Regions from separate parts of the Homo sapiens genome. Here region 1 is linked to region 2. The links are chromatin contacts, found by Hi-C in ENCODE. All regions are on one chromosome and are shown on one strand. The core of a region is the stretch at or near the end of the contact, and the rest is flanking DNA. Distances in the headings are between cores, read along the strand shown.

What was found. Hi-C counts contacts between places; a loop is a spot of excess contacts on that map. Pooled maps may share reads with other maps.
Region 1: a loop to region 2 is called in a pooled map, with 3 times the contacts of the local background. The contact joins the promoter of SAMD1 here to the enhancer-like site in region 2. A Hi-C loop is called at or near these places in 1 of 168 maps with a recorded cell type or tissue (B cell), 1 of 37 single-sample maps with no recorded cell type and 5 of 50 pooled maps.

What each region holds. Positions count from the first base shown.
Region 1 is chr19:14,089,107-14,093,851 of GRCh38, forward strand. It overlaps SAMD1 (sterile alpha motif domain containing 1), which reads right to left and starts at 1,645. Exons shown (of 5, transcript NM_138352.3): 1 at 679-1,645; 2 at 1-256. The coding sequence starts at 1,314. PRKACA (protein kinase cAMP-activated catalytic subunit alpha) reads right to left here. Exons shown (of 10, transcript NM_002730.4): 9 at 4,522-4,686; 10 at 2,582-4,131. The coding sequence ends at 4,006. RefSeq lists an enhancer at 1-6 and silencers at 651-700, 1,001-1,260, 1,591-1,810, 1,951-2,000, 2,051-2,380.
Region 2 is chr19:13,259,864-13,262,529 of GRCh38, forward strand. CACNA1A (calcium voltage-gated channel subunit alpha1 A) reads right to left here. Exons shown (of 47, transcript NM_001127222.2): 26 at 1,587-1,747. Among named protein-coding and RNA genes, the nearest start is that of IER2, 110 kb to the left of the region's middle. RefSeq lists enhancers at 875-2,074, 1,283-1,512. Within about 2 kb of position 1,333, at least 7 of the 41 ENCODE cell types and tissues checked have a DNase peak (open chromatin) inside an H3K27ac peak, as active enhancers do; they include B cell, where a contact is called at or near this core.

The sequences.
Region 1 (4,745 bases), core at 395-2,894, 830 kb after region 2:
CCTGGCGGGTGCCGCTGCCCGGGGCTGGCCCCCGCCCTTCATCCTGGCCCTGGTGCGGTCCGCAGGGGGTCCACTCCTTGACCCTCTCCTTGGCACTCTGAGGTCCCCGCTCGCCGTTAAGCTGGTGGTGCTGGGCACCTGCAGGACGGTCACTCTCGGGCACTTCAGAGCCCTCTGACACATCATCTTCTTCATCTTCATCTTCATCATCATCTTCTTCCTCTTCTTTCTCAAGTACTCGCTCTTCTCCACCTCTCTGGAGCCGAGGAGAGAAGCATGCAAAATTAGTAGCTGTTCTAATCCCAGACCCTGACTGTGGCGTCCGGGCGGTGGGGAGGAGGAACCGATTCCACCTTTAAGAACAATACGGACTAACTTTTACGCATTCACTCCGTGCCAGGCTCTGTGTTAACTAAAGCCCTCGACAACCAAATCTTACTAAACTCGCTCAACAACCCCAAGGGGTCGCTACTGTTATTAAACCGCGTTTACAGCGGAGGAAACTGAGGCTCCGGGAGATTCAATCACTTGCCAAGGTCACCACGCACCGAGCCCGCAGGAAACGCGCGCAAAGCCCCAGCCACCCGCCACCCAGTTCCTCCCGGGACTCGCGCCCCCGCCACCAACTTCGCCCGCACCTGCCCACCGCGCGGCGCCCCCGCTCCCCGGCGCGCTCACCTTGCTGCGAGACGGGCGGGCGCTGGCGGCCGGCGGCGCCCGTCCGGGCCTGTCCCCGCGGGGCAGCGCAAGCGCTCCGAGACGGGTGCGCTCCAGACGGCCTCGAGCCGCCGCCTCCTCCTCCAGCAGCCCCTGCACGCGGCCGCGGGTTAGGCGACCGCCGGCGCCGCCGCTGCCCCCGAGGTAGCGCACGACTTCCCGCAGGCTCACGGGCCGCGCCGCGCCGCCGGCCCGCACCGCGCCCCCCTCCGGCGGCGGCTGTGGCTGCGGCGGCGGCGGCTGCTGCTGCTGTGGCGGCGCCGGCGGGGCCGGCGGGGTGGCTCCGCGCCGGGGCGGCTGGACGCGCGCCGCGTTGCGGTACGAGATGCTCCCCTTGTAGCTGACCCGGAGCACGGCGCGCTGCTGGATCAGTTTCTCGAGCTCGGCGCGCGTGCGCTCCGGCTCCGGGCCGTGCCGCCGCCGCACCATCCGGCAGATGCGCTCCAGGTCCGGCCGCGCCTTGCGCGAGCGCAGCGAGTCGATGGTGTCCAGGATCCACTCTTGGTAGTGCGGGGAAGCGGCGGACGACGAGGCGGCGGCCGCCGTGGTGGCGGCCGCCGCCGTCTCCGGCGGGGGTAGGGCCGGGGGCCCCGCCATGCCTCCCGCCCGGCCCGGCTGCACCGTGCGCGCTGCCTCCCTCCCAGCGCGGCGCCCCCCTCCCCGGCTCCCCTCCCTCCGCCGCTGCCCGCCTCCTCCGCCTCCCCCCCCGGGGGGCGCAGCGCCTCGGCGGAGCGGCGGCGGCGCTGCTGTTTCTTTGCAAAAAAAAAAAAAAAAAAAAGAGAGAGAGAGGGAGAGAGAGAGAGAGGAAAAAACAGTGAGAGAGAAAGAAAAGAGAGAAAAAAATATGCACACACTCACTCACTCGCACGCACGCACACACAGACCCGCTTCTGCTGGGCGCGCGCGGGGCCGGGGATGCGAGGGGGAGGAGGGGAGCGCGGCGCGGCCGGCCCCTCCCCGCCGCCGCCGCCGCCGCACGCGCGCCCTGCGCCCGGGACACTCCGGCCCCCCTTCCTTCCCTCCCTCCCTCCTCCCCGCCGCCCGCCTTCCTCCCTCCCACCCCCACGCGCCCGCTTTTAAGGTGGAGCCCGGGCCCCCCGCCCGCCCCCTTTACCCTGCGCTCTCGCTCACTCCGGCTCGCTCCGGCCCCCCCTTACAACTCCCGCGCGCTTTTTAAGGAGGCGCCGCGGAGTTGGCCCGGGGCGGGGGCGGGGGAAAGCGGCGGGCGGGGGAGGGGGAGGGGAGTGCCGGGGGGAGTGGAGAGGGGGCGGGCAGGGCGGGCGGGCGGCGCTCGGCCGCCCTCCAGCCATTGGGCGCGGGACCCAGACGTCCCCGGCGCCCAGCCCCCCTCTCCACGCCTCTCCAGCGCGCTCCGCTCTCGGGACCGCACTTACCGGGAACTCGCCGCCCGCGGGCCGGGGCTGCCGCGCTCGCAGGGTGCTGCGGGGACCCTCCTGCTGCCGCCGCCCCCGCGTCCCTCAGGCGCGCCTGGCCCGGCGCTGAGGATGCGGGAAGGGGGGCGCGCACCCTCTCCCCCTTCTACTCCCCCTGCCAGGGCCGCCCCCGCCGCCGCTCGGCCTCCTGGCGCGCCAGCCCCAGCGCCTCCCTAGAGCGCCCTCTCGGTCCCGGGCTGGACGCCGAGGGGGCGCGCCGCAGATTTGGGGACCCCGAATCTGGGGTCAAAGGGCAGTTTGACGCTCGTTTCTCCTGCGGGGCCGAAGGAGTGCCGGAATTTCAGCTAAACCCTGGTTACAAGGACTTCAAGCCAGGACCTGATCGGCCTGCACGCTGGGGTCCGAAATTCCCTTTCCAACCCCCTGGGGGTGTGTGGGTGGGTGATCGAAGTCGAGAACACCAGCGACACTTTTTTTTTAAACAAAACTTTATTGGTAATAGTTTTCAAATATGTTTACAACAGCACACTGTTCAAGAGGAAGTCTCGTCCTTCGCAGCACACAGGTTGAATCGCCCCCGCACCCACCCGGGGCCCCACCCCAGGCCTGAGAACTCCTCCTGGGATGGGGAGAAGTTATGAGAGGGGGAAATACGGGGATGAATGGGGTGGCTCCCCAGCGGCTCCCCACTTTTCTATTACGAGAGAAAAAAGCACAAATGAGAAAGTGGGGGAGAGGTGATGGACAGCTGACAGCTAAGCTGGAGGAGGGGCGCCCAGGATGGGGGAGGCGGAAGCTGGTGGGTGAGTAAAACAGGCAGCCCCTCCCCAGCAGCTCTAGCCTTGAACCCCGGGCCGTGGCTTGGGGGGACTTGGCCTCTTCTGTTCCCTTTTGCAGGGATGCCCTCCCCACTCAGCTGAGGGAAGGCTGGACGTTAAAATCTAGCGGAGAATAAAATTAAGGAGTTGGGGGGAAACGCTGCTGGGAGGAAAGACTTGGGCTTGGGGCTCCCCCTCTGTCTTTTTGGGGGATGACTCCTCTTTGGCAGGGAGAGGGGCAGCTGCTTTGTCTGGCTTTCAAAGCCCAAGGGTGAAGACAGGTCTGTTGGGGAAAAAGAGAGCGGAGGCTTCCTAAAGGGGCCTAGACCCTCGCAGGATTGGCAGAGAGGATTCCCCGGGGAGGGGCCCAGGGGAGATTAGCAGCGGGGAGGTTCAAACCCCAGCGCCTCCCTTTCCAAAGTCAGTCTGCTTCTCTTTAAAATGGATTTGAGGAATGGGGGGACATGGGAGGGGTGGGAGTAGAGGAAGGAGGGAGGGAGGCACTGGTGGAACTTAAATAAGATTTTAAATTGTTGTTTTTTTAAAAAAATTCTAGCAAGCAACCCACTGAACATGTCACTAAAAATCTCTCCTTCCCAGGCAGGATTACTCCGAAAGGAAGGTTGGCGCTTCGTTCATTTGCCCTTAGCAAGTGGGGCCTGTGGTTGGGTGGGATGGGGGTGTGGGTGGGGGCTGGAGTTAAGCGTGAGCCCCTCTTTCCATACCCTGTCCCTGGATACACCAGCAAGACCTGGTCTGACTGGAGTTGAGAAACTCGTTTAAAACAGGCAGAAGTGGGCTGGGAGGGCTGAGGGGCTGGGGGGCTGTGGGGAAAGAGGAAGGGAAAAGTGGGAGAGGGGGCAGGAGGGTGAAGGGGATGAGGGGGAGCAGCTGGTGTTTCTGTCCCTCTGATTATCTGGGCTTCCTGCTCCCCCTAACCCTGGAGGGTGGGGTGGGGGTGAAATTAGATGCAAGGAACTCTGGGGCCCTCTGGCTGTTCAATCCAACCCTCCCACCCCCCCGACCAAAAAAAAGAAAAAAGAAAAAAGAAAACCCATGGGGGCACAGGCATGCCCCTAAAACTCAGAAAACTCCTTGCCACACTTCTCATTGATGGAGACCCGGATTTCTTCTTCCTCATAGTCGTCAAAGTTACTCGTATCCCCAGGGCCTTTAAACTTTGGTATGAAGGGAGCTTCCACCTGGAGAGGGATCAAGAATCACCCAGACCTCAGCATTCAACATAATCATTATTACAACAATAAATGCGAATGGCCTAACATTCAAGAGATATTTACTCTGACTCAGGCCTGTGCTTACCATTAGGTTATGGATTCCTCTTAACAGCCCGAAACTCTTAATGTAGCAACTCATCAAAGGGGAAATTACTTCCCAGAGAGAGGCATCTGTTGCACAAGGTCATGGAATGGCCAAATGACCCCAGAATCCCATTTCTAGACCCCACTGCTCTAAGCTCTCTACTCTAGGTTGCTCCTGAACCTGTGTTCTCTTCTCTATTTCTCTATTGGCTGTCCTCCCTGACTCTTGGCCTGCTCCCAAACCCTCAGCAGGCTTAAGGAGGGGAGGCCCACCTTCCTCTGGTAGATGGCAATCCAGTCAGTTGTGGCAAACCACTTGTGGTTCTTGATATCGTTGACCCCATTCTTGAGGTTCCCAAAGCGCTTGGTGAGATCTACCTGCAGGAGGTTCCGCAGCAGGTCCTTCAAGTCAGAGCTGAAGTGGGAAGGGAAGCGCACCTGGAGGAAGGGGTACAAGGACAGGGTGGGAAGCTGGTCTGGAACTTGGGAAGCCCATG
Region 2 (2,666 bases), core at 83-2,582:
TCATAGGGGATGACGTGTGCATCTACTTTGAGATAAATCCATGGGTGATGGCACAACCTTACTCCTGGTGGGAGAGCTGACCCAGGGTCCAGCACCCTCTTCCAACGTGATAACTTCTAGTCCTCAGGGTGAGAGCCTCAGGCTTGCTGGGGGTGGGGTGGAGGGAGTTTAGGAGGAGGCAGAGAGACATAGGGGACATTTAGAGGTTCATCAGGCTAAGGGAGGTTGCTACTCCTTTTCAAGGCAGGAAACAAGGGTTAGTTCCAGACTCCTATCCAGACATCTGGCATCCTCCTAATTTCAATAAATAGCCATCAAGATAACAACAGGCTACCATGTGTTGCAAAATGCCACTTTACACTGGTAACAATATCACTATATATACACATACATATATATACACACACACATATAATACATATGTGTGTGTGCGTGTACATATATATATATACATATATATATATATATATTTTTGTTGTTGTTGTTTGTTTGTTTGTTTGTTTGAGATGGAGTCTGGCTCTGTTGCCCAGACTGGAGTACAGTGGCCCAATCTGGGCTCACTGCAAGCTCCGCCTCCCGGGTTCACGCCATTCTCCTGTCTCAGCCTCCCAAGTAGCTGGGACTACAGGCGTCTGCCACCATGCCCAGCTAGGTTTTTGTATTTTTAGTAGAGACAGGGTTTCACCGTGTTAGCCAGGATGGTCTCGATCTCCTGACCTCATGATCCGCCCGCCTCGGCCTCCTAAAGTGCTGAGATTATAAGCATGAGCCACTGCGCCCGGCCTATATGTATATATTTTTGAGAGGCAGGGTCTCACTCTGTCACGCAGGCTGGAGTGCAGTGGTACCATCATAGTGCATTGCAGCCTTGAACTCCTGTGTTTAAACAATCCTCCCGCCTCAGCCTCCCGGGTAGCTGGGACTACAGGTGTGTGCTACCATGCCCCGCTAACTTTTAAAATTTATTTTGTAGGATGGGCTCTCATTATGTTGCCCAACCTGGTCTCCAACTCCTGGCCTCAAGTGATCCTCCCACCTCAGCCTCCCAAAGTGTTGGAATTACAGGTGTGAGCCACTGCACCTGGCCTCTTACCTAACTTATTTGGTAATGAAACCTGATCTGATTGGACATGAAGCTCTTTATACTTGTTATTTACCCCATTTGATGTAAATAGTTACACATTTTATGGCAGAAATATTGTGTTTGATTATAGGGCTGCCTTAGACCCAGCTGAGGGTGTCATGTCCCACATGGGAATCTCAAAATATTCTCAACTTTGAAACACATCTGCCTGTAACGATTTCAAGTAAGGAACTGTGGATGTGTATTAATATCCCTCACATGACAAAGGCGGTGGCTGAAAGGTCAATCAATTTGCTTATGACTCATTCTGTGGCTCTGGGTGGTGACTCAAATTCTAAAACCGGTTTTCTTTCTACCCAAGATCCAAGCTGGTTGCAACTGAGTCACTTCCAAGGCTCATCACTTCTCCAGTCTCTGAGCCCAAGTGGCCAATGCCTCTAGCCACTTCCCCCCTGCCCACCTGCTGGTTCCAATGGGAATGTGCTGGAAAGTGGAGACCCACCGACAATCTTTCTCAAACTCTTTGGACTCGTCAGTGCAGTGGAAGAATTTCCCCTTGAAGAGCTGCACAGCCACCACGGCGAAGATGAACATGAATAGCATGTAGACGATGAGGATGTTGAAGACGTTTTTAAGTGAGTTCACCACACAGTCAAACACAGCCTGTGGGGTGGAGTTGACAGAGAGCATGAGGGGCTGGGGACCTGCCCAACCTTCTGCCTCCAGTGGCCCATCATACCAAAATACTGCCATGATCATTCCCATTTTACAGGCAAGGTCATAAGTCAAGTCACTAGGGTAAGGTCCCCCCAGCTTTCAGAAATAAGCGTTGGAGGAGTTGGACTCAATCCTGGCATTCTATGGATCTAAAACTCCCAGATGGGATACCAGAGATGCTTTTAAGTGATACAGGAGCCCAACACAGAAAAACAAGGTAACAAAGTTACTTCCTTTCCAACTCTCTCAATCCTTTTGAGTGAAGGAGAAATTTTTACTTAGTTGCTACCATGTTAACACCTACCATTGACATTTTCCCTCTTTAACCAAGAAAGAGCAGTTGTCAATGCACAAAGCCTTAGGCAGGCAGCCATATTTGGTTAGATTTCCATAACAGTATCTGTTTTCTGTCTTTAATTTTTAGTAGAGACAGAGTCTAACTATGTTGCCCAGGCTGGTCTCATTCTCCTGGGCTCAAGCAACACTCCTGCCTTGGTCTTTCAAAATGCAGGGATTACGGGTGTGACTTGATTTAAAGAAACATATTACATAAGAGATAATACTGGGGACCCCCAGGTGAAGCATAGAGTGAAAGTGGGTGCTCTAATGACTGGATTTTATTTCCCTTAATATATATATATGTTTTTGAATGACAGGCTTTTGGGAAATGCTGGTTCATGCTATTTTGGAATGGGAGATACTAGAGCCTAGAATAGGTAGATGAAAAGTCAAAATTTTATGGAACAAGAAATCTAGTTCCTGCTTCCCAGATCACGGTTATACCCTTTTAAATCCATATGATGCCTTCATGCGAATTAGGAAAAAGGATCTTAACCCCAAGACACTTCATCTAAAGAAAAACTGC